2 separate regions of the Mus musculus genome follow, and region 2 is linked to region 1. Evidence: chromatin loops called from intact Hi-C (ENCODE). Cell type or tissue: heart. All regions are shown on one strand. Each heading gives the region's core, and the rest is flanking DNA. Links, peaks and the distances in the headings are about the cores only.

Region 1 (15,311 bases), core at 4,167-12,166:
TCAAGGCGACATGAAGTGAGCAAGGAGAGAGCCTGGTACTCTGAGGAGGGCAGAAGACGGGGCAGGATGACAAGCTACAAATAAAGCACAGTATGTTTCCGTAACTATTTGTGCTTTGCTAGCAAGCGAATAAGCACAGCCATTATTTTAGTAATATTAATCTGACAAATAAAAACAGACTATAGGAGAATAGAGAAAAGGAGGTGAATCAACATAAAACTAAAGTGATACAAAGTTATGACTCTATGACTGTATGTGTTGGGAGATCCCTTTAATCCCAGCACTTGGGAAGCAGAGGCAGGCAGATCTGAGTTCAAGGACAGCCTGGTCTACAGAGTGAGTTTCAGGACAGCCAGGGCTACACAGAGAAACCCTGTTTTGAAACAAAACAAAATTTAAAAAAATAAAAAGACAAAGCTATGAGTCTATTAAAATAGTGTAATGACGTGGTGAGCACTAAAGAAGAAAGCGGGGCTGGAGCCACAGAAGGGAGAATGGAAACACAGTGAAAAGGGCTAGGAATGGAGCATCATCCTTAGCTACCCTGAGAGTTCAAAGGCAGCCTACACAAGCCCCTCTGTAAGAAAATGGACAGAGGGAGGGGGGTAGTGAGGGAGGGAAGGAGGCAGGGAGAGAGGGAGAGAGGGAGGGGGAGGGAGTGAGGGAGGCAGGGAGTGAGGGAGAGGGAGGGAGGGAGGCAGGGAGGGAGGGAGCGAGAGAGGGAGAAGCAAGCTTATTGATGCTTGCTTATTTTCCCATCACTAGACTCAGAGACAGGAAAACTATATATTCTAGGCCAGCCTGAGCTACATAGAAAGACTATTTCTCAAAAAACAAAAATAGGCTGTCAAGAGAGCTTATTTGATAAAGTGCTTGCAATGCAAACATGAGGACCTCTGATCCCTAGCACCAACTTCACCTGCGCCCAGCACTATGGTGCATATCATTGACCCCAGTGCAGGGGAAGTCAGGACGACCCATAAGGCTGAGTCGGTGAGCTCCAGGCTCACTGAGACCAAAAACCAAGCAAAGACAACACCCAACATCCACGTGTGCACACACAGGAGCATGAGCACGTACACACACAGACACACACACAAGTGCACAGACATAAACACGCATGCACACACACAGCATAATGGGCACAAACACACATGCACACACATAGAAACCTGGAAACCTGTAGGGTTAAAGTGAACTGACAATCAAATAAACAGGCAACCCAAAAACCAGGAGGAAAAAAAATCAGATCAAAGAAGTGTTACAGAAGACAAGAAAAGCCATCAGCACTGCCTGAGTGGTTCAGGAAGTGTACACCGACAGCAACAGGCTCTCAAGCAGGATATCTGGGGTCACCTTAAGACTGTGAGTTCAGAAGCCAGACTTAAAAGTAAGAAGAGAAAAGAGTTATGAGAACATGAACAGTTCATGCACAATGTTCTTCACAAAGCTGGAGGACACAGAGGACAGGAAGCTGGTGGGAGCAAGAGTCAAACCAACAGCTGAGCCATTTCTCCAGCCCCTATTCTAGTATTTAAAAACCCAAAAACACATCTGGTCTCAAGGATTTCAGAGAAGGGATACTGATGTTAACAGTTTGCCTCTAGTATGGTCTAAATGTTCATATCCCCTCAAAATCTGTACGTTGTTGCCCTAACTCCTAACGTGATGCTATCTGGAGGCAGGCGTCTGAAGTGAGATGAGGGTGAGACTCTCATGACAAAAACAGAAGTCAGTCTCTTTCCCTCCCTCCCTCCCTCCCTCCCTCCCTCCCTCCCTCCCTCCCTCCCTCCCTCCCTCTCTCCCTCCCTCCCTCCCCTTTCCCCCTGCCTCCTTATCCCCCATCCCAAGAAAGTCTATGTGAAGGAGAGGAAGAAGGCAGCCATCTGCAACCTCACCAGCCTCCCCTGAATATATCAGACATCCAGCTTCTAGAACCCTCAGAAAATAACACTTCTGTCCTCTAGCCACACAGGTCCAGGCATTCGCTATGGCAGCACATGTGGTCTATGATGGCTTTTAAGGGACATGGCTTATTCTTACAGATTCCCTCATACCCTACAGTAACAGTTCTTCAGTACAGGATTAGAGATATGACAGTCATCCCAGCACTCAGGAAGTTGACACAGAAGAGCTGTGTTGAGTTTAAGGACATCCTGGACTACAAACTGAATTCAAAGCCAGCCAGCGTCACATACCAAGACTCTGTCTCACAATAACAACCCCAGGCATGATGGGGTATACTTGCAAGCCCCACACTCACGAGGTAGAGGCAGAGATCAGGAACTCAAGGCCAGATAGGAATGGATATATATGTGTACCTGTCTCCAAAAAAACCTAATGCAACAGGAAACTGAGCACACTAAAGCTACAGTTCAGAAAATATGCCCATAAAGCACAGGGGACAAATAGAACGTTGCCCAGGCTACGCCGACAACTTGTGCAAGGAAGCAACCCTTTCACTTTCCTCTTCAAACAACCACAGTCAGTCTAACCCTCAAAGCAACTCTAAGAACGGCAAAATAAGTGAGATTATTTGAATGACGTCTGTACTGTGCACTCAACTAAAGAACTTTATCAAGATAAGAGAATGTCCTCCGTCCACAGGCCAAATGGGCTGTTAACAAACCCTTGCCGAGCAGCAGTCCCTGGTTGCTAGGACTCTACTCAGTCAGGTACCATCTCCAAATGTCCCTTGGCTCCCCAGAGCATACTCTTCACCTAAGCTGACTGCAGTCTAACGTGCTTTCCACAAGCACATTCGCAATGAGAGAGGCACGCTAGCTGTCATACTTAGCCCTCTACAGAGTGCTTACTGGGAACTCCTAATTCAAGTCCTCCAACAACAACCAACCAAAAAAGGTGTTTCAAGGGTTCTCACTGGACAGATACACTGAGAAGCAGGCCTGCTCCCTGAGCACACTTAGATGCTTCTGTCGCTACCAAGCTATGTCTGGACGAGTATAAAGCTCCCTGTTCTAAGAAAAATATTAGTACAGTATTTTCTGTCAGATTCCTAGATCATTAATCCATATCCAACATGAACAAGCTCCTACACACAGCAAAATCTAGAAAAGCGGTGAACAAGGTGAACTGAAATGGCTGCTAGGAAGGATGGAGATGCACAGATAATGTTCACATTCCTCAGCAAAAAAAAAGACAGGAGGCACCTTACTTACAGAAACACAGCCTATTGAACACTACTTTGGAGGAAAGAAAAGTATAAACTTGGGGAGTCACAAGCCTGGCAAACATCTCCTTTTGACTACGCAGCAGAGAGAAGCACATGAGCATGTGCCCAACGCAAGCAAAACTGCTCAGAACCAAGCACTAAGGCTTCGTGGTACTCAGTCCTTTCAGCGGGCATCAATTTCCAAAGGCTCTCAGGAGGTATGGACCATTCATTCCATGCACTTTCCTCCTCATATAGGGCCTCATATGGAAGTCCAGACCCATTTGAGTAAACTCCCATCCGATGGACCTTGCTCTATTAGAGAAGACCCCATCGGCTGTCTTCAGTGGAAGCTTTTAGTCTGGCTACAGACAATGCCTCACCTCCTTCCTCACTCGCCTTAGTAAGCTAGGGCAGGCAAGCTATCCCAGCACTCAGGAAGCAGAGGCAGGAGGATACTGCATGTCTGAGGTCAGCTGAACTACACAATGTGTCCAGGACAGTCTGGAGCTGCACAGTAAAACCATGCCCCAAAAAGCTTGAAAAAAACCAAAAGGCAAAGCTCTATGAATGTCATAAAGTCTGTCATATTCCAGGAGAGTCTGGAAATACTCCATTTTCACCATGTGCTAGAACAGCTCATCATTCAGGTTAAACCAACTGTTTATGGAGATTATTTTTAAAGGTATTTTGAAATTTTCCTATTTGGAGTAAGTCTCAGTGAAACTTCCAGAAGGCACAAATGTTTTAAGCCTCAAAATAAAACACTTAAAAAATTTTGCAATTAGGGATACATTTTATAAGAATGACTTTTACAGGTGATAAACCAACCAAAAATTAATAAATAAAAGATAAAACAAGAAACTTCAAAGAACTGCTAACATGCAGAAATGATATCATTTCCTATAAGAATAGGAAATGGCTGAGCTGCTTAAATTCTACTTAACTCAAAGCCTGAGGATGAGACCAGAGAGGCAGCCAATAATTCAAAGCCCATCGCTGCTATTCAGGGAGCCTGACCCCACTTTCCTAAGATAAACAAGGAGGAAATAGGTAGTGCAGCCTATTCTCAGCCTACCATGTTAGTTTCTAGTCATCTTAAGCTTCCATATCACAGCCACATGGGACCCCAGGCTCCCTTTCCCTGCAGGAGATCATGCCATGCAGAGCAGACAAGAAAGGCTGCAGTTACCAAAAACACAACGAGATAGCATGAAGCAAGCTGCAGAAGTGCAAGGCCGCATTAGCTACATCAGCTTACCATAGATCTCGGATCTACTCTCCTCTGAACTAGACTTTGTCTTCTTGGAGGAGCTATCTGTACAAGAGCGGGAGAAAAGGAGAGATATAGAAAATATGGAGACCAATGTAAGGGGGAAATTTCATGGGGATAAAAGAACGAGTCATGATCAAGTTAAATCGTGCAAACATGAAGTATGAACATCACAGGTGACAACACTTAGAACAGTCATGAACAGCAGAGGTAATGAATGACATATTTACAGATTATGGAAGAAAAGAGTGCAATTAAAAATAACAGGTGAATGGTCTACACCGTGTATCATCTGATAACTATAGTGATGGAAACAGCACTGAGAGCTGCACCCAGGTTCCTGAGAAGGGTGCGGTCTCTGTGGAAATGGCACTTCATAGGCAAGCGGACAGAACACATCTATCAAGACTAAAGAGACTATGGCAGTGAAACTGGTGGCCATTATTATAGACAATAAGTAGCTATAGAAATAACTAAAAGCCTCTGGCCCATGACCTGGATCCTGGGTATCACAAGTGCAGCGTTCTCTCTCCATGGAGACCTGTGACATGTTACGGCTCCCACACCACCAAAGTCATCTAAACTAACTATTAATTTCTTTACCATGACACAAGATGCAAAGCAAAGTATTACATCCTAGTTTTCCCTTCTTAAATACTTACAATACTTGTTTAAAATTAAGAAAACTATTCTAAAAGTATGAAATATTTCAATAATTCATACAAAAATATTCTATTAAATATTTTAAATTACATTTCTAAGTAAAAATGTCTTTAAGAGGCATAGTTGTCTATCTCAGATTGGGGTGTTGTTTATCTTTTGTCACAGGAACACATAACTAAACAAAATAATACTTGCTCAAAGAACATATGTAAATATCTAATAAAAAACTATTAAGCACTATCTACAAAGCAAATACTGAGATTACATGGGGAAAGGAAAGGGCAGCAGAATTCAATCGTGTGCACAAATTGTGGTCTCACGAAATGGCTCAGTGGTTAAGAGCACTGACTGCTCTTCCAGGCGTCCTGAGTTCAAATCCCAGCAACCATATGGTGGCTCACAACCATCTGTAATGAGATCTGACACCCTCTTCTGGTGTGTCTAAAGACAGCTACAGCATACTTACTTAAATAAAATCTTTTTAAAAATATATAAATTGTGTCGAGCAGTGGTGGTATACGTCTTTAATCCCAGTACTTGGGAGGCAGAGGCAGGCAGATTTCTGAGTTCAAGGCCAGCCTGGTCTACAGAGTGAGTTCCAGGACAGCCAGGGCTACACAGAGAAACCCTGTCTCGGAAAAAACAAAAACAAAAAACAAAAACCACAACAAAATAAAGGATATACATTGTATCAGCCTGAGTACTTGAAGAAAGGCAGGGTCTCTGCTAAGCACTATGGCACAGGCCTACAATCCCAGCACTTGAGAGGCTGCAGCAGGAGACCAGTCTGAGTTACAAAGGAAGACTCTGTCCAGTCCCCACTTTAGAAGGAAGGAAGGAAGGAAGGAAGGAAGGAAGGGAGGGAGGGAGGGAGGGAGGGAGGGAGAGAGAGAGAGAGAGAGAGAGAGAAAGGAAGGTGGGCAGAGAAGATGAAAGTGCATTTACATTCGTTTGTTTATTCAAATGCAGTTAGCATAAATGTTTTAAGTTGCACTGCAGTTAGTCACTTCACAACAATCACAGCTGAGTTTTAAGTGAATGCAGAAGTTCCCAGTGGTCAATATCCTTCATTTAATGACACACTAGTACTTGCACCACGATTCGTCTTGATTTTGAGACCTCGGTGTACCCTCAATCTCCAATCAGGACATCTCTATTTCTCCAACTATCACAAGTCCTACAGTGATGCTTCACTGTGGCATCTACAATGCTGTGTTAAGTATGCACTCATTCCTGCTGACTCCAGCACTACTACACAACTGCAGAGTATGCGAGAGTAGGAATAACCATGCCTGAGTGCCTCAATCCACATAAGTTCTATGACTCTGAACGTCACTATCTGAAAAACATTCTTTGAAAGAACAAGAGAATTTTACCTGTGGGGTCAAAATCATGCGATGAACTGCGTTCAACTTTCTGTTTCTTATCTGTTGGTGACTCTCGGTTCAAAATACTTCCATGCCTAAGTTAAAACAATCAAATATTTACTATTAGAAAAGCATAACAGTAAAACCTCGGATAAAAATTACACAAAGGAACCTGTTTACAGTGACGTGTGTGTGTGTGTGTGTGTGTGTGTGTGTGTGTGTGTGTGTGTGTACGCGAGCACCCATGTATGCACCCATGTGTGCAGGTACCCACGAAGGCTGTTATAACCTTCAGTTATAAAGCCCCTTGCACTTGGTGGTACAGGAGACTGTGAGCTGCCTAAATGTGCATGATAGAGAACAAACTGCTCCTCTGCAAGAGCAGCAAGCACTCTTAACAACTGAGCCATCTCTCAAGGAACCAAAGGGACAAAAACAAAAACAAAAAAAAAAAGTAAATAAGTTTCTCTTCCATAGCATAAGCCTGTATTTTTTTCAAAGAGTTTTAAAATTCAACTTTTGCCATACATACTATAGTCTATGTTCTTGGTTATAAAAGGGCCTCAAGTAGTAAAACTTACTAATATTAAGGTTAATTTTATCCTTAAAACAACTGCCTATAATTTACTTATTTTAAAGTTCCATCTAACAACAAGAAAACAGTGCCCCAAAGAATTCAACACACTCCCTGACATTACATACACCACAGTCAAACTGAAATCACTACAGAAATAAAACATGAAAAAACAAGTTATAAAAGCAAACCTACACAGGCAAGGCTTGCCTTCCTAGGGTTGAAGCCCTAGCCAGCCACCTCTGGGCCCAAAATAATACCAGAATTATTGTTTTTTACTATGATTTAATCAACTATAAGCACCAGATAATGGTTGGACAACTGAAAAAGATGACGCTATGATACATGACTTCCAGCTAATTGAAAAGTTAGGGTTACTGGGAATGGGACCTCAGCGTTCTAGATAATAGTTATGACAATTAAGGAGAGAGAAGAAAACATATTAAGACAGGAAACTGGGCATGGTGGTGCAACGCCTTTAATCCCAGCACTTGGGAGGCAGAGGCAGGCGGATTTCTGAGTTCAAGGCCAGCCTGGTCTACAAAGTGAGTTCCAGGACAGCCGGGGCTACAAAGAAACCCTGTCTCAAAAAACAAAAAAAAAAAAAGACAGGAGTGTTAGGGACTCTCAAACTGTGTGTGACAGACAGAAGCACAAAAACCTAAATACTTTCTATACTTTTTTCCCTTATTGTCTTAAAATAACTAAGACTAAATCGGCACAAAGTTCATTTAAAGGTGACAGCAGGCAGTCATGTGACAACACAACCCAAACTGACAATCCATCTGCACCTCCCCAAGCAACCCACAATTCAAAACAGCCAGATTTTAAAATTAAATTTCTTCATAGGGAGTGACCTTAAAGTGTCAATTTGGATAAACTTTTTAAATGCTTACATTAAAAACACTGAAAATATTATCAAAACAAGGCTGTGTTCCAGAAAAAAATATGCAACACCTGTTGTATCTGAAATCTGTGAAGCATTATAAAAGTTTGTACTACTTAAATCCACACTCTCAAAAACCACAAAAATCCCCATAATTTTAAAAGAATGCTTCTAATTAAAGTTTAACTCCAACTTCCGTATGAAAGCAACTGAACAACTTACCTTATAGGTTTTTTGAGGGGAAACCTGTAACAAAGGGAAAACAAAAACAGATATTCGTATTAATTTAACTTGTAAAGACTGTTATTATAGCTACTGACTATGCTAAACCAAAAGGCATTACAGTCTTATGCTAACTTTCCCAAAGCAAGACAACAATGGGGTCAGAGGTCTTGCTCTGTTCTTTAAAGCTCATTCTCATTTATTTTTAGCTTTCATAACAGAAACTCTGAAAAAAAAATACCTTCAGAGTATTACCAGCTACTAAAAATATGTTCCTCAAGTAGAAAACAAAGTGTGTGTTTGCTTTGCTTTGTTCTTCTGGGGTTCCCTGGTGTTGTGCCCAGGTTGTCCTTTTTTAAGTATTATAGCTGATCACAGTGACACAAGCCCTCCTTCAGTTTGGGAGGAAGAGGCAGGAAGTTTCCAAGTACAAGGTTAGTGTGGACCACAAAACAAGTCCTGGGCCAGCCTGGGCTACAGAGTTAAGACCCTGTCTTAAGCAAAGTGGGTAGGAGTGGATCTGATTTTTCTGTTTGGTGTTTATTTGGGGATGGGGGGAGCTGAGACAAGGGTCTCCTTATACCCTGAAGCCATAATTCTCTGCTTTGGCCTCCATGGTGCTGGGATAAAAGGCCCACACTACCACCCTTACCAGAACGGCTTCCTGGTGAGAACGAGATGCTACACAGAGAACTGAAATCCAGTCACCATAGAGGCAATCTGATTGCCAAATAAACCCTCATAGACAAGTTTAATTACAAAGTCACTTTAACTCGTATTTAAATCAAACTGAAACAGAAAAGGCCAAAGCATCTATAAGCCTCCATGATAAGGGATGGTAGGATAACATAAGACAGTGGTAAGCGGGAAGGGGTCTGGAACAAGAAGATGGACTTCTAGAAAACAGGTAATGCCAAAAGACAGCCCAGGAAAAAATGTCCCTATGTCACCTGATAATCCTTTTGGGGGAAGAAGGGGGACTGGAATCGGCTTTTTCGTTATCAATGAATATAAACTAGCAGAGATGGACTCTTAAAGGACTGCCTGCTAAGGACAATGCCTGCAGTAGTCTATCAACCAAAGGAAACCCTTTGGTTCTCTGAACTACACAACCCCAGAAGAAAACAGAGCAAAATATACCCTTTGTTTTCACCTATCAACCGCAGGCACCCCAAGCAATGCTTACTGTCAGAATCTGTAGCATGCAGGGGACTCTGGTGAAGAATTCTAGAACTTTCCTGCAGTATGACTGTTACAATTTCTGGACTGTTTTCTCTTACAAGAAAATGGGGACAATGGGAGGAGACAGAAATGAAGCAAGGAACACTAGAGCAAAGGCAACCACAGGGTGACCTCACATCTGCTTCCTTACAGCCACACAGTACAGAGAGAAACTTACATGTTCTTTTTAAAATTTTTAAATCATTCATTTTCATTTTATGTGCACTGGTGTTTTGCCTACAAGTGTGTCTGTGTGAATGTGTTAGATTCACTGGACCTGGAGTTACCACATGGAGCTGCCATGTGGGTGCTGGGAATTAAGCCCAGGTCCTCTGGAAGAGCAGCTAGCATTCTTAAACAGATCTATCTTTCCAGCTCCAAGAAACTAACAACTTCAAAAATCACAGTTTTTCTAATTACCAAATTCTATTTAAAGCAAGCAAGGCAGATGGTCCTGTGTTCTTTAAGAAACCAGGTTGAGCAAACCCTAAGGGCAAGCCAGTCCACAGCACTCCAGCATGGCCTCTGCACAGCTGCCTTCACGCCCTGTTTTGAGTTCCTGCCCTGACCATTGCCAGTGATGGACTACTATGACGTGGAACTCTAAGCTAACATAAACCCTTTCCTCTCCAAGTTTTTTATGGTCATGATGCTTCACAAAAGCAACAGAAACCCTAAGACAATGGGTTTACCTTACCTGCTCTAAGTACCAAAAGGATCACAGGGAAGGGAGGAACCTTTACTTCTGACATCTTAGGAGACAGAAACGCAGTTCATCTAGAATCCCTTTCAAATCACAGAGCACTGAAAGATCCCCATTCATCTGGCCCTGTGCTCAGCTTGCACTTACCACCTGAATACACAGCCAGTTAACTCCACCATCCCTATACAAGCTCAGAAAGACAAAGACTTCACCAAACTCCCAGGAAAGGTACCCAGGGAGCCAGGAAATTACAGCTCAGTTCCCACAAACTCTAAAGAAGTTTGCAATTTCTGGGAATTAGAGCAATGTGAATCTACCTAAGTCTTACAGAGAAATAAACCCTTTCTGTAGGAAGAATGCTGTAAGTAGAACCCTAATGGAATAAAAATTGTACAGATTTCATGTTTATACTTACATTTTTTTAATTACAAAGGAAATAAGACGTTGATAAGACGTTTGCCTACATACACTTTTAGTTTTACCTTAGGTGGTTAAGTATATTTGTATAAATATATGAAATTTTTTTTTCTTTTTTCTTTTTTTTTTTTTTCCCGAGACAGGGTTTCTCTGTATAGCCCTGGCTGTCCTGGAACTCACTTTGTAGACCAGGCTGGCCTCGAACTCAGAAATCTGCCTGCCTCTGCCTCCCGAGTGCTGGGATTAAAGGCGTTCGCCACCACGCCCGGCAATATATGAAATTTAAGAGGGTATGTGAATATAAAAGATATTATCATTACAATTAAAATGAGGGCAGGTGTACACTGTATGTGGCTGCCTGTGCACAGAGCTTGGGATGAGGACATCGGGTGTCCTGCTCTATGACTCTCAGTTTTCCTCTGAGATAGGACCCTTCGTGGAACCCAAGGTGGTCCCCCAATGATTTTCCTGTCTCTGTCCTAACCCAATATAGGCCAGGGATACAGGTGTGCTGGCCATACCTGTATTTTTACTTAGTTGCTAGGATCTGAACTCAGAACACTCTAAAAGAGCCATTTCTTCAGCTTAATTACATCTTTTACAAATATATTTCCCAAGTCCATAGAAAGCACTTTATTATTTTCTATTAAGAAAACTATTTTTCATTAAAATGTATTTAAAAAGTGTTGGTTTTGTACTAAGAGGTTTGTTTTTGAGTCTAGTGTCAAATGTAATGCGTTCTGTCAGAGTCACAAAACCATGTTGTTTCTGTGAAATATAAATGTCTCAGACTTTCAAAGGATCAGTGGGGAGGTCCTCTAATTTTATGGGAAATGGAAATTTCTTACATTATGAGAAATATAAGAAATTAGCATCATAATACTGTTTCATACTTGTTCCTACAAAGCTATTTGTTTAATTTCTCCATATACATGGAGACAGAGACAGTCAGGCAGGCAGGCAGGCAGGCAGGCAGGCAGGCAGGCACACAGACACACGCACCATTGCATGTACTGAGCCGGTGTCTCTCCCCAGTTTCAGTTAGTCTAGCTGACTAGCTTAGTTAGGGGATCCTTTGTCTCTGCCTTTGGAAATCAGGGATTACAGGGGACTCTATGCCTACCTGGCTTTTTATCTTATTCTGGTAATTGGGCTTCCAGTCCTACTCTCACAAGCCATCTCCCCAGATGTGTATGGTTTTGTTTTACTCTCAACAGAGAAATTAAAAGTAGAGGAAGGAGACTTTACATGCAAGGGAAAATGTTTTAACAATTCTAATATTCCTCCCACATCACCCCAGAACTGTGAACTTCTGCTGACAAAACTCAGTTCAGCAGGCACGTCTCAACGCTCTGGGCCTGAGTTAGAGGGTTCATGCTGTCTAAGGCCAACCCGGACCTACAGTGAGTTCTCTGACCACGAAGACTGCAGGGTGATTCTGTAGCGAAACACTAGGAACATACAAGGTGCAGCGGAAACGCAGAGATCACTACTGCTATTTTCTCTTTCTTAGCTACCAAAAGAAAAAGAGCTTATTCTAATACACTTTATACATAAGACTATGTAAGCTAACATAACTAAACAAATTACTATACTAATTTACATACTAATATCAAATAACAATCAAGAGACTCTAACTCCCAAGTCACTGAGGAATGAGAGTGTCTCCTACCCAAGATGTAAAGTCGCCTATGAAGCGAAGCCTTTCTACTCTGTAACACCATGAAATCATCCCCTTTTCTCTCTATATGGACTTCACACATAGTACAAAAGTTCTTTTATGAAAAGTAAAGCAACTAAACATATCACCTTTAACTTTCATCAAGCTGGGTTGGCAGCACATGCCACTGTAATCTAGCCAATTGGGAGGCTGACTTGGACCAGTTGAACCCAAGGAATTTAAGACCAGCCTGGGAACCACTGGCAGACTCTCTCTCTAAACAAACAAACAAATAAGACATTAACATATTTTACACCATTAAACATTTCATTACAGCACTGGCTTTAGCCTATGCTATGTAAGACCCTCGGGGCTCATTAGACGTCACCATGGATGAAGAGTAGGGAGAGGACTCAGCTCCCTGTACATCAGAATGGCTTGGCTTCTATTTCAGATAGAGCGTCCAAATAAAAATCTCAAAAAGTGAGCTCTTTTATTTCATTACTGGGGACTGAACCCCACATAATTACTTATTACTGCAAAATATCTACTCTGTAATATGCTGCTTAACTAATATTGCCAGTTTCTTTTGTTACTATTTATGCTAGGTATAGTTTTTCAGTCCAGGGACAACACTATTACAAATACTTAGCTCTAGGCCTAAACTCCCCCTTGAAGTTTTAGGATGAACTCATTAACAGGAAGGAACCCACATGGGAGTTTAGACTAAAGATAAAGGCAGCACTAAATAAACAGAAAAGGAAAGACGGGGCGCCTCTGGTTGCATTAATCCTATGCAACCATTTGTGTCTAACCTTTGTGGAAGGGGACTGCAGCAGAACTTTTCTAACAATAGCTCTTATAAGACAAACGACCAGATAGCATTACTTTGCTGCCCAAGTGACTGGATATGGGTGTGAGAGACTCCCTGCTTGTTTTAAGTAAAACAAACAAACCAACCAAGAAAGCCGTTCAACAGCAGTCCTAAGTTAGAGGATACACAAACTGGTAAGTAACAGAGAGCTGTAACAAACACCGAACACTGTCAGATCAAAGTGTAATTTACTTCCTATCAGTGTATCAGGAGAGTAAATGATGTTTCTTATGAAATCTGTGAAAAGAATGAGGTGCAGAGTCATGATTTGACTGAACTAAAGGTTTGAAATGATACAAGGTTTAAGAAGTTGTTACATTTGAAGTTGTTACATTGTTTGTTATAGGTTGAATGTGGGCTTAGGACTGAGGGAGCTCCTAAGCCCCGCCTTCTCTGAGACGCCCCAACTTAGAAGCTGGGTCTTTACACACATTTTGTTAACTTCCAAGAAACCTTTACTTAACCCAAAGTCACAAAGGCTTTCTTTATATTTTTTTCTGATCGATAACTTTGTTTTACTTTTAGATATAGTGTGTTTTATAAATTTTTGCAGGAGACATTATCAACAAATGTTTATCTGCTTACATATGGATAGCCCACTGCAGAAAAGATTCCCTCTGCTGAATTGCCTTTGGACTGCCACCGGAAATCAGCTACCCATCTATGTACTGGGTGTTTGTGGAAGATCCATTTCTGTACCTCATAAGAGGTACGGGTTACCAACATGTTATGTCTACAAATAGTTATGCTAGCTTTGGTCATGATGTTAAGGTGATATCATCGAAGCTTCTCCCTGTAAGGCTACTGCTTTTAGCCTGCCATACTTTATGCTTTAAAAACACAAATCCTAACCTAGTAGTAGGGCACATGTCTTTAATCCCTGCTCTTGGAAGGCAGAGGCATGCAGATATCTAAGTTTGGAGGCCAGCCTGCTCTACAGAGCAAATTCCAGAATAGCCAGGGTTTAAAATAAAACAAAAATGATTAAAAACTCCAACCTGGGTCAGTAAGGTAGCTCAGAACTTGCAGCAAAAGCCTGACAGCTTGAGTCTGACTCCAAGAATCCACATTAAAGTTGAAGGAGAGCCAGTTCTACAAACTAGTCCTCTGACCTCCACACAGGACCCCATGACTCATATCTCTCTCTCTTTCTCTTTCTCTCTCTCTCTCTCTCTCTCTCTCTCTCTCTCTCTCACACACACACACACACACACACACACACACACCAATAATAATGTCTGAAAATGTTAAAGCCTTGTTTTTTTAATCTAACTCCTACTAGGAGTTAATGGCATTAAGCTCTACTTTCCAAACAAAGAGGAATCTACATGCTCTGGAATTTTCTGGAAGAGCTGTTTCTGTGTTCTCCCATCTACCAAATGTGGACTCTGTATGTTTACTTTATACTCTGAGATAAAATCCAATACTGCAATGTTTATTTCCATGTTCACATTGCTCTAGCTTAAGCCACTGAGAGCCCTTTCAGGTTGGCACTTATGTTACTAAGACATGCTCCTCCCTCTGTATTCTGAGTACTTCTTTGTTTCTGTCACTACATGGTACTCTAGGCTCCTTAGCACACTAAAAAATTCAAGAACATTCCCTACGTCAACCTCGTAAACCAGGGAATTAAAAATATAGATGAAACATAAATGTTTTCTGCCTTTTTTATGTAGTATAATTGTTACATGCTTTCATGTTACCTAATTACGATTTATAAAACCCCAAACCACATCTCATTTAAGCTGGCACCAAGATATTCCCGATGTGCTTCCTGTCCTCATAGCTGTACAGCTTGTTGTGATGTCACTTTCATTCCAGTTATTGGTAATGCTTGACTTATCTCTACTCCTGATTCACCTCGAGGCTAGTCTAGCTAACTAGCTAAAGCTTTAGCATTTTAGTAATCTTCTCTAAAGAACCAACTTGTGGGTTAATACTTCGTTGTTTAACTGTTTTCTCCTTCATGAACCCCTGCTCCAATCATTATTACTTTCCTCTATGCTTAGTTTGGCTTTGGTTTACTCTTCTTTGTCTAGTTTGGTGGTGGTGGTGGTGGTGGTGTTTGTTTGTTTGTTTTTTCTTTGGTTTCTTAGTATGGGAGTTGTTGCTGATGGTTTTAGAAGTCTCTTCTCTGCTAATGCATCTTTAATGTCCATAAAGTTCTCCGTCAGTGTCAGCCTCCAAATTCTGATGTGTTGTATTCACTTTTTCCTTCAACCAAAAAAAAAAAAAAAAAACCTTCTCATTTCCCTCTTCATGTCTTCTTTGAACTGTGA
Region 2 (15,311 bases), core at 3,133-11,132, 59 kb after region 1:
TGACAAGCACCATTACCCACTGTGCTATTTCGAAAGCCCAGAGACAAGATCTGTTATTGACCTGGAGTTTACTCATTGCCCACGCTAGTTGACAAATGAACCCCAGAGACCTGCCTGTCTCTACCCCACCCCAGTGCTGGGGCTACACATTACCACTGTGCCCCCCCCCCAGCTTTTACACTGGTGGCTAGGGATCCAAACTCGGGTCCTCACTTTACCAATTGAGCCATCCCCTCAGTCTCAGAAAGGAAACATTTCTAACTATGACTCTTGTGGTGACTAAAAACCACTTGAATGATCTTAAAAATCAACTGTGCCAGACTAACACTGTATTACATGTTTCTACTGCAGCTAAGCAATGTCTGAACATCACAATAACCTGCAAATACAATTACAAGTCATTTCTCACTTTTTATCCTAAACTCTCAAAGTACTTTATAAACACTGAGGTAGCCTTCGCATCACCTGACATACGGGTGTTATACTACATTGCAATCAGCTAGCCTTCTCCCACAAAACAGATACCCCTCAGGAGTAGTCACCCTGAGAAGTCTGGCCTAAGCAACCAATAAAACAGGAAATAAGCTGACAGTGTATGTGCCACCAACAATCTCCAAGAAGACTAGACCTTCACCCACAAGAACCACTTCCTCTGAGTAAACCACAGAGACACCAGGCAAACCACAGCAGATCAGCATGTGTGTTGACACAGGAAAGACCCATAACCTATCTAAACATCTACAAGAAAGCATGCTTGTACTGCACATATTTATGTACATTTGGGGACACTGTACTCTTCTAGTGGGTACTGTCTGCATTAAGTGATCAATTTCAAAGTTAATGCCTTCAGATGATATTGCTTTTATGCAATAATGACATTTTCTGAATCCATGGAAGATCTACAAAATCCTCTTTATTAATTATTTAAACTGAAATTTAATAATATATAAAATTGGGGCTGGTGAGATGGCTTAGTGGGTAAGGGCACCGGACTGCTCTTCCGAAGGTCTGGAGTTCAAATCCCAGCAACCACATGGTGGCTCACAACCATCCGTAACAAGATCTGATTCCCTCTTCTGGAGTGTCTGAAGACAGCTACAGTGTACTTACATATAATAAATAAATACATCTAAAAAAAAAAAAAAATGAGGCTCCGTCTGGTTTAAAAAAAAAATATATATATATATATAAAATTATAGTCTAACAGTAGTATCTTTAGTAACAACAATATACTTTATAATGTCAAAATAAGAGGCCACGTGATCAGTGGCTAACTGTAAGTTGGTTCCCTCTCCTCCATTCCTTCTCTCCTTTTTTTTTTTTGAGATACATTCTCATTATCCAACCTGAGCTGGTCTAGAACTCAAGATTCTCCTGCCTTAGGCCTCCAAGTGCTGGAATTAAAGCCATGTGCCACTACCATATTCTCTTATGCATTTCTAATTGCTGTGTGACTATTATTACAGTCCCAAGCCAGAAAGACTTTTTCCCCCCCTGGCTATTAGATCTGCTTGTCTCTAAACACAAGGAAGCCACCCAGGCCTGACTAAGACTTTAAAAACCACGAATCAGCATTTGAATTCATTAAAAATCATTCGGGCTTTGAGTCTGAAATCACAGCTGCACTGAGGCATGTCAGTTTAATACAGGAACCATAATGTGCTTCTTCTACTAAGAGTCAAAAACACATAGGAAAGCACTTTGAGAACAGCTGACCCTCAGCACCAGCATATACCACTCTGCAAGATCCAGATCTACACAGTCTGCCAGGTGTCAGCTCCACAAGTATCTCACAAACATCTCACACGTGGTTGCCTTTGATACTCCAGACATTCTAAGTCAAAAACATAAAACTATTTTCCAATTTCAAAACTTACTAGCAAAATCCAAAAGATCAAGGATATCTACTTAAATAGCATTGGATTAAATAAGTATCAAAGAAAAGTCTACTAATAAAACATTAAAGAGTTCTTTAATCTTAGATATGACATAGTAATTGGAATACAGTCTTCCTTCTGTTGCTAGTTCGTCCTGAGTGATAACCCTCATGGTTTCCTGAGATGCATTTGTATTACACATGCACTTGCTGGAGGGCACCTGCATGTGAGCCAGGTGCCTGGAGGCCAGGGCCAACTCATCCCCATGGAGCAGGACCTCCAACAGGTTAAGAGCCTTCTGATGTGTGGGTGCTGGGAACTGAACCTGGGTCCCCTACAAGAGCAGTACACACTAGCCAGAGCCACCTCTCCAGCCAGAACGAAGTTATTATTTAAATTTTAACACTAATCTATTCTACCATGAAATTACTACTAAGCAAGCACTACAGAGCTATTTCTTAAAATTGATATGATGACATAAGAGTTTTTTTTAAAAACATTTTAAGTAACTTGGACTGAAACAAGACACTGGGAAGAACAATTTTCAGATGCCTCTTACCATATTCCCTCTAAGCTACAATTGCATCTCTTCACTGGCTCCAGTGATACTTTGTCTTCACCTCTGACTAACTCTGACTCAGCAAAGGCTCCTGACTTTTTCTACTTTTTCATGTACTAAGGGAACTACATTTGGAAGAAGCACTTCGTAAAGAAGTCTTCTAAATCATGAGTAGTTGTTTAAGTAGCTGATTTGATAATTGTGTTGTTTATATATTTGTTTCATTTGGCTGCTACAATCTTTTATATACATTTAAAAATAAACATGGAGCCAGAAAATATAGCTAACTGTTCACCCAGCAAGCCTGAGGCCATCAATTTATCCCCAGTATAAAATTTATACATACATTCATGCACACATCTACCTATTTATCTAAATTTTTTCTGAGAATCTTTCTCTACCTGTAATTTCGAGGCTCAGGCTATGCCTGGAGAGAGAAATCAAAGAACTCAAAAATCACAGTAAAAATAAGTTGGAACTTGCTTCTCTAGAATATGAATCATATAGAATATCACATTTGTACCAGAGACCAACTAAGAACTGTACTAGGAGAGCAAGTCAGGCAAAGCTAATAAAATATTGAGAGACAGACTGACATTTAGACAATGGAACAAGAGAAAACATAACTCAGCTAAACAAAGACTAAGTAAGGGGAGGAGAGCCAGAGAGAAAGCAGCCGCTAACCACGTGAACCATTACAGGCATGCAAGCTCAAAATGGCAGAAAAGCATCATCTAGCCTGGTCCAGCAAGAAAGCACAAGTTACCAGGACGACTTCAAAGGAAAGCTGGAGCTGAAGAGCAGGAACAGCTTCCTGACTACAGGCCCTATCAGCTTGTTGTTCAGTCTCCGGAGGAAGTGACAACAGCTTTATTCTCTAGAGATATTTAAAGTTAGCACAGATAAGGGGCCAGGAAGAAAGCATCCTGTAAGAAAAAATACCCTATTCTTTTTTTTTTTTTTTTTTTTTTTTTTTTTTTTGGTGAGGTTGAAAAGCTGCTAAACAATGGTGAACAGAAAAACATAATATAAAGAAAATAATTTAAGGTTTAAAAAAAAAGTCAGGCAGTGGAGTTGACTGACCACCTTTAATCCCAGCACTCCGGAGACAGAGGCAGGCAGATCTCTGACTTTAAGACCAGCCTAGTCTATATAAAGCAAGTTCCAGGACAGCCAGGGCTACACAGGGAAACCCTGTCTCAAAATAAAATTTGTTTAATTAATTTTAATAATGATGATGACAGCTTAAATCCAGAAAATACAGATTAAAGTCTTGAATCTAAAGGTTTGCCTAGCACACTACGCCTTTAGTTTCAGGAGCAGCACAGGTAAAATACATAATAATAATAATAATAATAATATGTCTGCTTGTCTCAGTTTTATAAGCTTGACTAAATTATGAGTTACATTAAAGTATATATAAATAATGAAAAAATCTGCCATATACCAAATTAAAAAACATTAGAAATATTAAAAATTATACTACCATACAATATCACTGTATACATGAAAGAATAACTTATTCAAAAGAAGATGAAACACTTATTTTAAAGACTCCTAATTAAGAGAAGGGATCTTATCTCCACATAAATTAAGTCATCAAATCCGAATTTTAACAGATGAGACAAAACTAAGGTGAACCTCTTAGTCCTAAAAACAACAGCACAGTCCATTTCTGAGAGATCAGTAATTAGGTAGTAAGACCTATGGGTTCCTGCCTTGCTGGAGGAGGAACCCAAGCTCTCTGGTACTCATCTAGATGCAGCCACCAAGTAGCACTTCTAGTAACTGTCAGACAACCACAGCACAGGATCCCTCCAATCACCTGTGAGAACCAATAAAACATCCTGCTATGTCTATGATCTATGATGTTAACATGTTAACACTGCAGTATAATAATGTAACAAAAAGTGGGAAGAGCCCCCCCCCTGCAGTGTTAACATGTTAACAATCACTAATGTATTAAGTGGTATCAGCAGGCTAACACACTTTTGTAATGATTTCAAATAGAGTGTCTTTTGTCAACTCATGAAACAAATAGAAACACAATGTAAGTGTGTTTTAGTCAGAAAGACTACAATTCCTTCTTTTTTAAAAAGTTACTTTGGATTCTCCATGTTGACTGGCAAAATTGTTAGGAGTACATGTACTATATTACAGGCTTACATGAATCAGGACTTTATTGTGAACTTAGAAAAGACAAAATATTATAAAGTTGGCACTATGATACTCCTTATTCTCAGTGTCAAGTCAGTATTTGAAATGGATTCATTTTCTAAGAAAATGTTACAAATTATTCAATCTTACAGATAACGACTTATGCAACCTTGAAAATAACATACAACCCTAAAAGAGTAGGTAGGTTGCTTATTTTGTTATTAACTAGAAGAACCATTAAGACCACTTTCCCAGAAAAAAGGAACATGACTGATAGCTGTATATATGAATATAAAGTTATAGACTTCTGTGTTCACTTTAAAGCTACTTAAAAGTCAGCTTAAAGCTAAATTCAGTACTGAGTAAATTCCAACACATCAAAAACTTGTGTCAAGCTACAAACCAAAAACAGCACGATCTGTAAGCCCCAGACAAAACAAAGTCCACACATCTCAAGGAAGACCCTGCTGACTCTCCCAACTGCACCACCCTGAACACTTGCTGTTAACAGGATCTACTCTGAAATCATTCACTGGGTCCACTGAAAAAACATCCTCTCCCATCTACTTCTTAAATGTCAATCACCTCAGTATCTGCCACTCTGGGGATAGAAACAAGCCAGAGAGCACTAAAAATTATTAGGATGTCTTAGGGCTAAATAGACCCATTAATGCAGAGGGAAAACAGCAATCAGACACTCTTATCACTTTTTGAGTCTTCTGACTTCATAGTAGTTACAAAGCAAGCAACTAGAAAGCATCCATAAAATAAGTATTTAATTTAAGCCGGGTGTGGTGGCGCACGCCTTTAATCCCAGCACTCGGGAGGCAGAGGCAGGCAGATTTCTGAGTTCGAGGCCAACCTGGTCTACAAAGTGAGTTCCAGGACAGCCAGGGCTATACAGAGAAACCCTGTCTCGAAAAAACAAAAAACAAAAAACAAAAAACAAACAAAAACAAAAACAAAAAAAAAAACCTTAATTTAAAAAAGCTTTCAGCTTTCAGGCTCAGTGATTAAGTGGTTAAGTGGCTGCTCCTCTAAAGGACCCAGATTCAATTCCCAGCACCCATGTGGCAGCTCACAACTGTCTCTAACTCCAGTTCCAGACCATCACACCAAGCATACATGTGGTACACATATCTTTGCATGCAGGCAAAATACTCAAAATAAATAAAATACTCAAAGTAAAAATACCCAAACTAAAATAAAATAAATAAAATTAATTAATTAATTAAAATAAATAAATCTTTAAAAAAAATGCTTTTCAGATACACTACATAAAAACAGCAGTGTTAGCCAGGTAGCTGCTTGCCTTTAATGCCAGCAATCTGGAGGCAGAGGCAGGCAGATCTCTTGTGAGTTCCAGCCAAACTGATCTACAAAATGAGTTCAAGGTAGACAGGGCTATTAAAAGAAATTCTGTCTCAAAAAGCACCCCCCAACCCCCCACCCCGAGCCAAAAAAAAGTAAGAGAAAGGAAAAGGGGGAGCCAATGGATGTGTGACTCTAACTGCAAAATAATAACAGGATGTGAGAGAGTTCTGAGTATCCAAAGTGACCAATCAGAGCCTAAACAGAGAACTGAATTCCATCCCAGCCCCAGCACGTCCCTAACACAAGAATAAAACCCTTCTTATCTTGTTCAGCCATGTGTCGCCTGCCACAAACTGCAAAACAGAACAACGCCCAAAACCAGCTAGTCTGATTTCCACTGAGGACAGACAGACTCTGTAGTCAGAAGCACCACAATGAAAGAACTCCAACTCATACAGCTGCCCTGGTGGCTCTGCACACTCCACAGAACAAAGCCACACCACATACAGTACTTCAAACTTGAAAGGGTCTCAGAAAAGCTGCACTGGCATTATTAATTTGCCGACAGTCCTAGAATTGGTAAGAATCTATCTCCTGCTAAGTCAGTGGGAAAGGATGTACACAGGGCGGAGGAGAAGCTGCAGTCTATAGGAAGACCTGGCATAAGTACTATTAAACCAGTACTTCCAGATCTCACGTCAACATATACTCAAACCGGGAATTACTACCCTCTTAAAGAGAAAGGGCTGCTTCATATTTACAAAGTACGTTTGGAAAGAAGAAGAAAAAAGTAGTGGTCACCTAGTAATTCTCTTTTTAAAGGGGAAAAGAGAGCCACCAAACTCCAGTGCCTGACAAAGAACTGGATTTCAATTAGTTTTAGTCCAGGATCTTATTTTACATGGCTCAGTTGTCTGAAGCAACATAGTAGAGGTTTATGATGAGAAGTTATTTAGGCCTAAGCCCCACAAAGCATTAACATATTTAGACTGCTTCCCTTGACCAATGTAACTTTTTCCTCTATGTTAAAAGATGAAACACTTGGGTTGGAGAGATGGCTCAGTGGTTAAGAGCACTGACTGCTCTTGCAGAGATCCTGAGTTCAATTCCCAGCAACCACATAGTGGCTTTCAACCATCTGTAATGGGATCCAATGCCCTCTTCTGGTGTGTCTGAAGACAGCTACCGTGGACTGTCATATACATTAAATAAATAGTATTTTTTTTTAAAAAAAAGATAAGAAAAAGATGAAACACTTAAGGTGGGGCAGTGGTGGTGCACGCCTCTGATCCCAGCACTCAGAAGGCAGTGGCAAGAGGATCTCTGGGTTTGAGGCCAGCCTAGCCTACATACAGATAGAACAGCCAGGGCTACACAGAGAAACCCTGTCTTGGGGGAAGGGAGGCAGATACAACACTTGACTCCACAGAATGTGCATCCACTGTTCTCACATAAATATCTAAGAGCAAGAATCCAGCAGGGAGGCAGTCCACCTCTTCAGGAGACTTAGGCAGGGGGAGGACTGCCATGCTACACACAGCCAGATACAAGAAGAAAAATGGGGTGGGGGTGGGGGGCTAAGAGACGGCTCAACAGTTAGGAGCACACCCATACTGTTCTTGTTCTGGCAGAGGACCCAAGTTACATATCCAGCACCCAGGGTAGGCAGCTCACAAGCTCCCATGAAATCCTAAAGCCTCTTCTATCCCAGGTGCACATACCTGCAGTCAGGGGTTTTTAAGATTTATTTTTGTACATGTTTACGGTTCATAAGAAGAATTAAGTTATTTTTTTAAAAAAGACTCAGATTTCAATGTTTATGTCCAATGTGTTTATATACCAGAAAGAGAACAAAAATCCCTGAGGAAAAAAAGCTGGGGAAGAAAAAAAAAATCCTTCCATGGGTGCTTTTGTGTGACTTTTGTGTGGAACGATTCAGTGACTCTAAATTCTGTTTCTACAAATTATTAAACTCTGCAACATCTTAATGAAAACCAGGGCTACACCAGTTTCTGGTAAGTCTGCTTAACTCTAGGCTCAACTGACAGGCAAGGACTGAATGAACCAGCAGCACAATTATCTGGACACCTGTGAGTCAGGCCAGGAGAGGGACCAGGATGGTAGATGTAACAGGAAGAGCCCTGACAACTGTCTCTACATAGAAGTACATTGTATTAGCAGGAAAACCGAAATGAAACCCTGCCTAGCAAAGCAGACAAACAAAGGATAAACATAAGTACTTTAAATATTTAGGGCATCTTTTAGGTGAACACTCATGTGACACTGGAAAGCATCAACAGGAAAGGGAAGCCCTGTCTCTGGAGAAGCTGTTATGGTATGATAATGGAATTTGGCCCCTTTAAAAATCAACAAATGAGTCGCACAATTGGGTGAGACTCTCTCATTAGGAAACTAAACTGCTTTCCGCTGGAGCACTAATGTTGCTCTTGAAGACTTTTGGCCTTCTGCTTCAATACTTTGTTTTGCTTTGTTTTGTTTTGTTTTATGACAACAATTTGAGAAAAAAAAACAACAAGATAAAATTTGGAAGTAACATGCAATGTCATAATTTAGTTGAGGAATAAAATATGCTAAAGGAAGCAACTTGCTTTCACTAAAAAGAACTCAAAGGACCTCTTTAAGAACTACACTTGGACTACATACTCTACACACCACACCGTGTCACCCGATTAACAAACAAGATCCACCTGCCATGCCTAAACCAGAGCTAGAGTTTACATCTTTAAATGCTAGGGCTTCTGAAAGATGAAATGTTAAAAAAAAAAAAAAAAAAAAAAAGAATAATTAGAAGCAGGCCCCATGATTTTTCCCTCATTTCCTTTAGCTCCTGGAAACTGTCCCCAGCAAGAACCCGTGATTTACTGGTAATGTCAACATTCTGGAAAATTAGGTAATTAATAATTAAACACTGTGCAGGTCAACACGTAAAAAGATCAGAGTCACAAATCACAATGCAGCAGGATGAAAATTAAGTTCACAGACAGAAACTCCTAAAATTGTGAGTCTAGAACTACCACAGGACAGGAATCCACCCGATGATGCACCAGTACCCACCGACCTCAAGCTCTGACCTTCACCCAAAATGACCTCCCTCTGGTTCCAAAACGAGTACACAATCTTAATGCACCCGACAGAAAACCACAATCATGGTTTTCCTTCATTTCCTCTGAGAATATGGGGGAAAGTTTCTCTCCCAAAAAAACCTGCATTTCCAAATTCAATCAACCGGTTAACTTGGCAGCAACCCTAGACTAATTGCACAGCTCCGAAACAACCCTCTTTCCTATGCCTGTCAATTGCACTAGCTGAAGGCAAATCTGCATCACCGACTCCCCTGCTGCGTGGGACCGAATCCAGGGAAGGTTAGCGACCGAGGAACTTCATACCCACCTGTCCGTGATAGTAGACTGTGTGCCACTCATTGGGGCCCTTGGCGAGAGGTCTTCTTTTTATCCAACTTGCATTTTACAGTAACACCTCCACACCCCACCCCCAGTGCTCTGGGATCAGGCCCAATTTCGGCAGGGACACAAAAGTCCAACTCAAAACTCCATTCAGTCATCTAGAACATCCGATTGCAAGGGGTCAAGGAAAGGGGATGCGGGCTGAGGCAAAACAAGTTATCTCCCCAAACAAACCGAGCAAGTCGGCCACAAGGCGAGCTCAAGAACTAAGAACGATCCTCAGCAAGGCACGGAGAGAAAACTTCGTCACAGAGGGAAGTCGCGAGCCGTAGGACGGGAACCGGGATCCCTCCGGAGCTGGGGCAGGATCGGCTCAGGGACGGGCGTCGGCTTCGGTCCCGAGTCGGCGGGGCCCGGCCCTCGGGTCCCCGCTCTATCTGGGGCTGCGGGCCACTCGTGGCCGCAGCCTCCGCCGCGTCTCACACCGTCCCGCGCCGGACTCGCGCCGCCCCATGTCCCCGGGCCGAGGGCCCTGAGCTGCTCCGCGCCGCCCCCACCCGGCTCCGGCCGCCGCGCTGACAGGGACCCTGTCTCAGCGCCCGGGGCAGCTCCCCATCCCTCGGAGGCCCCCGCGCTTCTTCCGCAGTGGCACGGCGGCTCCTCCCCGACGCTCTGGTAGGCGGCGGCTCCCGCGAGGAGCGGGAGGTCTCGGCCCGGCCCGGAAGCCCGGCCCCCGAGCAGCGGCGGCGGCGGTGGCGGTGGAGGCTCGGTGCGCAGGGCCGTTCGCCCGGTCTCAGGGGCACTCGCGGGAGCGCGCCCAGGGTGGAGGGGGCCGCCGGCGGTGACGAGCCTTGCGACCGCTGCGGGCGGGCGCGCGCGCGGGTTCCGGTTCCGGTTCTGTCCCCTCGGCCCGGCGCGACTGGAGCGCGCCGAGCCGTCCCCTCCCCCGCCGACTTTTTTGGGCCCTTCTCCCTGGGACTTCGGGAAGCCGCTTCACCCGGGATCCCTCCGCTTCCCGGACTCTCCAAACTTGAGCAGATACTTCCGCTCAGTGCTGTCGCGGGGGATAGAGGGAAGCGAAAAAGTAGTTCTGTGTGGCGAAGCGGGCACTGCTGCCTTCTTGCCCCTCGAATGCTCTCGAGGTGCAGCCCACAGTGTACAATCCACCCGGGACAGCAGAGGAGCCATTCCACAGTCTCGAGGAGTTCACGTTTAGAGGTTCTTCGGAACTCCCGGGCTGGAAACTTTTATTCTTTAAGAGAATGTATTCGTTCCCGGTGTCAAATGCTTTTGATGACTGCGTGCGAGCCCAGGTCCACGGGCCCCCGACAGTGTTAGGCAAACCTGCGCGCGCGCGCACACACACACACACACACACACACACACACACAGGTTTTGGGGTGAGCCAATCACCTGGGGCACCTGCTGGCCTAGTCCCACAGCACGGAGGGGAAAGGGGTGGGGGGATGGCCAGAAGAGGCTGTGGAGAAAGGATCTGGGCCCACACTTAAGCCAGGAGTTCCTGATATAAATATTGCTTTTAGGCTGTTTTGCCTTGGCAAAATGAACTGTATTGTTTGCCAAATTGAGAACGCATGGTGCTTTCCACAGCAAGTTAATAAGCGTGTTGTGAAAAGAGATGGAAGAAGTAATACATCTGTCCGGTAAACAGCACAGCACGAGGGATCCCTTTGAAGAGTTCCCAAATGTTTTCTGGTTTCTCTTTCGATGGGGTAGAGACATTCAGCTAACCATGTAGTTTTCTGATTGAATAAATCTGTCCCTGAGGAAATGAGGGACCACGACACAATATAGTTCTCCAATTCTGCCTGTAAACATCAAGCGACTATTCCTTTTATACAATTATCTTCAGTCTCTTCTGAGCTTCAATCCGTGTAGGTGGGAAGAGACTTCGGCCATTTTGTGGAAATCAAATCTAATAAACAGTGGGTGTGGAAAGGAAATAATTACCTCTTAATAATGCTGTTTCTAAGTCATTCCACAACAGTTCGCGAAACGATCGGATCATCACCCCTGAATAGATGCATGAGCTCAAGGTGACGTTAGAATGGGGGGCAAAGGGGAAAAGATAAACAGAAGCCTGAAATGACTCTCTCGCTAGATTTTTTTTTTTTTAAGTTCGGGGCACAGCCAGCTAATTTTGTAATGTTTATTTTTGGAAAGAATAGAAGCAGATTGGAGTTCCAAGCCACTTTCCTAACGATCAGACCTGGACACGTTGCCATCTGCTGGTAAATCCCAACATGGCAATTCTAGCCTGAAGACTCCAACTTGTTTCTACCTATCGTTGGAAAGAGTTCCAAACATCCATCACTATAAACGAGATGTGAACCTTCTCCCCAAGCTTACTCGAGTTTTCTTGAGTGTGCTGTCCTCTTCTCCCTTGTCCTACTAATGTCACAATGCAAGTATCAAGCGAATGGGGGGGGGGGGTCTGATGACTCATCAAATCATGAATTTTAAAAATAAGTTCCCGTCTTCCTTTCCAGCCTGCCTCAATGCTTGAGCTTCAGGGGTGAGACAAACTGGGAACACTTCCTAGTTCACCTTCTCTTCCTTGCATACAAAACCTTTTGGCAAGCTGTTTTCAACATCTTTCCAAATTTTACAGCCCCAGCGTTCTAGCTGTGAGCAAAGGCGGCATTTTGCTGTGGGAAAGCTTTCAGAAGATGGTCAGCAGAGGACTGAATAACTACTGTTTCAATGATGAAAATCTCTAATCACTCACAAGGCTCTGATTTTATTTTTTAATATCCTGACAAAAGGCTCATTATAACTTCACCACTAAGAGTCTACCTATGGAATGCCTTCAGTAGAGCCAAGCAAACCAAGGTCCCTTCCCTAGGTCACACATAGCCCTTTACCTAGGAAAGTGGCACCAGTGACCCAATCCCTGGACATGCAGTTTCCAGTGGAACATCCTCGAGGCCACATTTATCCTCTTATTCACTGCTTCAATGTGCTTATGAAGGGCCTGCTGTACCCAGGACTGTTGTAAGCATCAGAAATCCACTGTCTAGCTGGTTATGGTAGCTTCCACCTTTACTCCCAGCACTTGAAAGGCTGAGGTAGGAGGATGACTTGTGAATTTGGAGGAAGGCTACATGGTGAGTTTCAGGCCAGCCTGTGCTACAGAGCAAAGCCCTGTCTCAAAAAGGGGGAGTAGGAATGAGGAGGTAGCTCAGTGGTAGAGTACTTGTCAAGCAGGCCTGAGACACTGGGGGTGGGGGAGCAACTGCTCAAACAGTTGGTAAAATCAGAATATTATTCCTCCACGTTTAGGCAAACTATTTTCTGCACTGATTGTGTGCTGATTGCTATCTTCCACATAAAAAATAGGAATGATTAATGCTAAAGAGCAGATTACTGTCAACATTTCTACAAGCCAGAGGCTTTTCTCCCTTGGTAAAACCGCAACAAAGATACGAAGGCAGACTCTGGGTTTATAGAAAGTTATTTTATTTCTATAAAATTTAGTACAAATCGTATTGAAATATAAATCCTTCTTGAGCAATATCAGGGATGATTACACAGTAATTCAAATGCAAATAAGTGTCCCCTTTTGTGTCTGGGGACACATCGCACACTAGTCTGCCCTTCATTTACCTGGGTTGTAAAAACAGGCAACCTCTTAACTGCTGAGTCATCTTCAAGAGGTTTTTAATCTCTGACTTTCCTCATAGTTACTAGTTAGACCATCAAGAAGAGCTGAAATGAGGAATTCCTCCCCACTTATCGCTCGTTCAGGTGCCTTGTTATCAAAAATAAATAAATAAATAAAAACCTACAGGCATTTGCTTGAGTTTGCCTCAAACAGAAAGATCTACAATCCTTTCCTTCTGAGGAGGGAGGGAGAAAGGAACCAGCATGAATTTGATTAAGCCTGCTCCCTGGTCTGGTCTGGAGCAGGTTACACGGGGCCAAAATACAAAAGCCAGTTTTGTTTTGTTTTTTTCTTTATGCCTATGTGCCAAGCCACTCTTATTGACTCTGCTTTTGCTGAAGTCAGCATTCCCCAGTTTCCAGTTCTGCCCACAGTTTTGCTGGAAAGGAACACACCACCACCAGGGATTGGGTAGAGTGCTTTGCCTCGCAAGCGCAAGGCCCTGGGTTCGGTCCTCAGCTCTGAAAAAGGAAAAAAAAAAAGACTTCTCAAAGGAACACACCAACATATCTATGACACAAATCAGAGAAAAGGAAGCATGGTGTTATCTGTCCAGAAAACAAAAACGAAAGCCCGACAGCTAAAAGATACCTCTTTAGCTACTTACTGTTAAAGAACCTTTCCATTTGCAAGAATGTCTACGTTTTCAACCTCCCTTGTGACTGGTTTTTGTAGGTAATGCTGCTCACTGGGTTAGTGTCCCCAGTGACTATAGAATGGGCTGACACTTCTCTCTGACCTTTAACCTTGCTTCTTCAGTAGCACCATCTCCTGGCTTACCACCTGAATTAACCAGTCACCATTGATCTAAATAATATAGGAAAGACAACAAATGCACAAACAGATAATACTTTTTTTTTTCCATTAAAGCCCTACATTGGAGCCAGGCATGGTGGCACAGGATTGTAATCCTAGCCCTGAGGAAGCTTAAGTGGAAAAATAGAGTTCAAGGCCAGCCTGAACTATACAAGCAAGACAGTGTCTCAGGAGAAGGGAAAAGGTGATTTAAGGGGGGGGGGGGGATCTAAAACAAAGAAAAAGTAAGAAAAGAAGGAGGTAGAGGAAGAAGAAACGAAGGGAGGAAGGGAGGAAGGGAGGAAGGGAGGAAGGGAGGAAGGGAGGAAGGAAGGAAGGAAGGAAGGAAGGAAGGAAGGAAGGAAGGAAGGAAGGAGCCTGAGGCTATCACATACATGAAAATCTTTGGTTCTAGTTTGCAGTATGTACCAGGAGCTGAAACCTGAACTCCATCTCAAGTACAGTGGAATCCACATGGTAAATCCCCGTGGAATTTAGCCATGGCCTCTCATGCCTAGCAGATTAATTCACAAAAGCCCTGAGAACTGGCATACTCTTCCTGGTCGGGCAGAACCCGTACAACTGGACCAAGTAAATCTAAATCTACCCACATCTCACTCATCTTGCATCTGAAGCACTAGCTCTACAGTTTCTGTGCACACAGAGTTAACACAGGAACCCTGAGCTGCTATCCTTGCAAAGGCCTGCTTGTAACGTTGGTGAGGGCTCCCACCAGAAACTGTTAAGATTGCCTCACTGTTCCTAAACTGTTTCTGAAACACTATGGCTTATGCCAAATGACCGCTTTGGGGGATCTGGAATGTTGCCTCACGCTACTTAGAAGCACATGACCTACTGCCATCAAAGTTTGGGACACCAAGTGTTTGATGACTTTCATGTGTGTTGTTGTGAATCACTCCTGTATATCCAAGCAAGAGACTAGAAGCGAGTGCTTAGATCCCATGAGCTTGGACAAAGGTTCTTTTCCCTTTGCTGAGTCTTCTCCGTATCCTTTCATCATTGCAGATGAAAGCCCTGAGTCTTCTTGATGAATCATGGAAGCCGAGGGTGTCCTTGGTAACCTCTGGCACAGTTAGTGAAGGGAGACGCAGTGAGAAGTTCCTGCCATTGTTAGCTTCACTCCCTCCTCTCTGTCCCTCTTGGCATAACAGCTCCCATTCACAGATACTTGAATGCCTGACCCATGCCCCTTCCTGAGAGTCCCTCCCTTTACATGGGATGAACATACTTAAAATGTCTCGTGGAAATCAGGAGTAAGTGTGGGGAAGGAGTTATTTCCAAAAGAACAAGAAACAGCACTGATTTGACTCAAGTTCTTTTCAGAGATGTCTGAATACCAAGGTCTCCAATGAACATGGGGACCCAAAAAACAAGTGACAGTGGTCATCACTAAACAGCTCTGCCCACTTGTCAATCATCACTGAGGGTGTACAAGTGCCACTACAGGAGTAGGTGTTTCAAGACTGCATATGCTTAGC

Evidence for each region. Peaks named below come from ENCODE experiments on the same cell type or tissue, not always from the same donor. Only the 100,000 strongest peaks of a DNase experiment are listed, where the experiment ranks them.
Region 2: a loop joins it to region 1, with 2.5 times the contacts of the local background. A loop is called at or near these places in 6 of 42 quality-filtered maps.

What each region holds. Positions count from the first base shown.
Region 1 is chr9:43,036,107-43,051,417 of GRCm38, forward strand. Arhgef12 (Rho guanine nucleotide exchange factor (GEF) 12) reads right to left here. Exons shown (of 41, transcript NM_001359232.1): 2 at 8,158-8,181; 3 at 6,485-6,570; 4 at 4,434-4,490. Among named protein-coding and RNA genes, the nearest start is that of Arhgef12, 62 kb to the right of the region's middle. In heart, for the core only: no CTCF peak of the experiment used is centred there; a DNase peak (open chromatin) is centred at 8,575.
Region 2 is chr9:43,095,861-43,111,171 of GRCm38, forward strand. It overlaps Arhgef12 (Rho guanine nucleotide exchange factor (GEF) 12), which reads right to left and starts at 9,858. Exons shown (of 41, transcript NM_001359232.1): 1 at 9,319-9,858. The coding sequence starts at 9,350. It overlaps Tlcd5 (TLC domain containing 5), which reads right to left. Exons shown (of 3, transcript NM_001034863.3): 3 at 12,793-15,311. In heart, for the core only: a CTCF peak has its summit at 7,082 (motif pointing left); DNase peaks (open chromatin) are centred at 6,261, 9,541, 10,221, 10,711 and 1 weaker place; H3K4me3 peaks cover 4,525 bases; H3K27ac peaks cover 4,566 bases.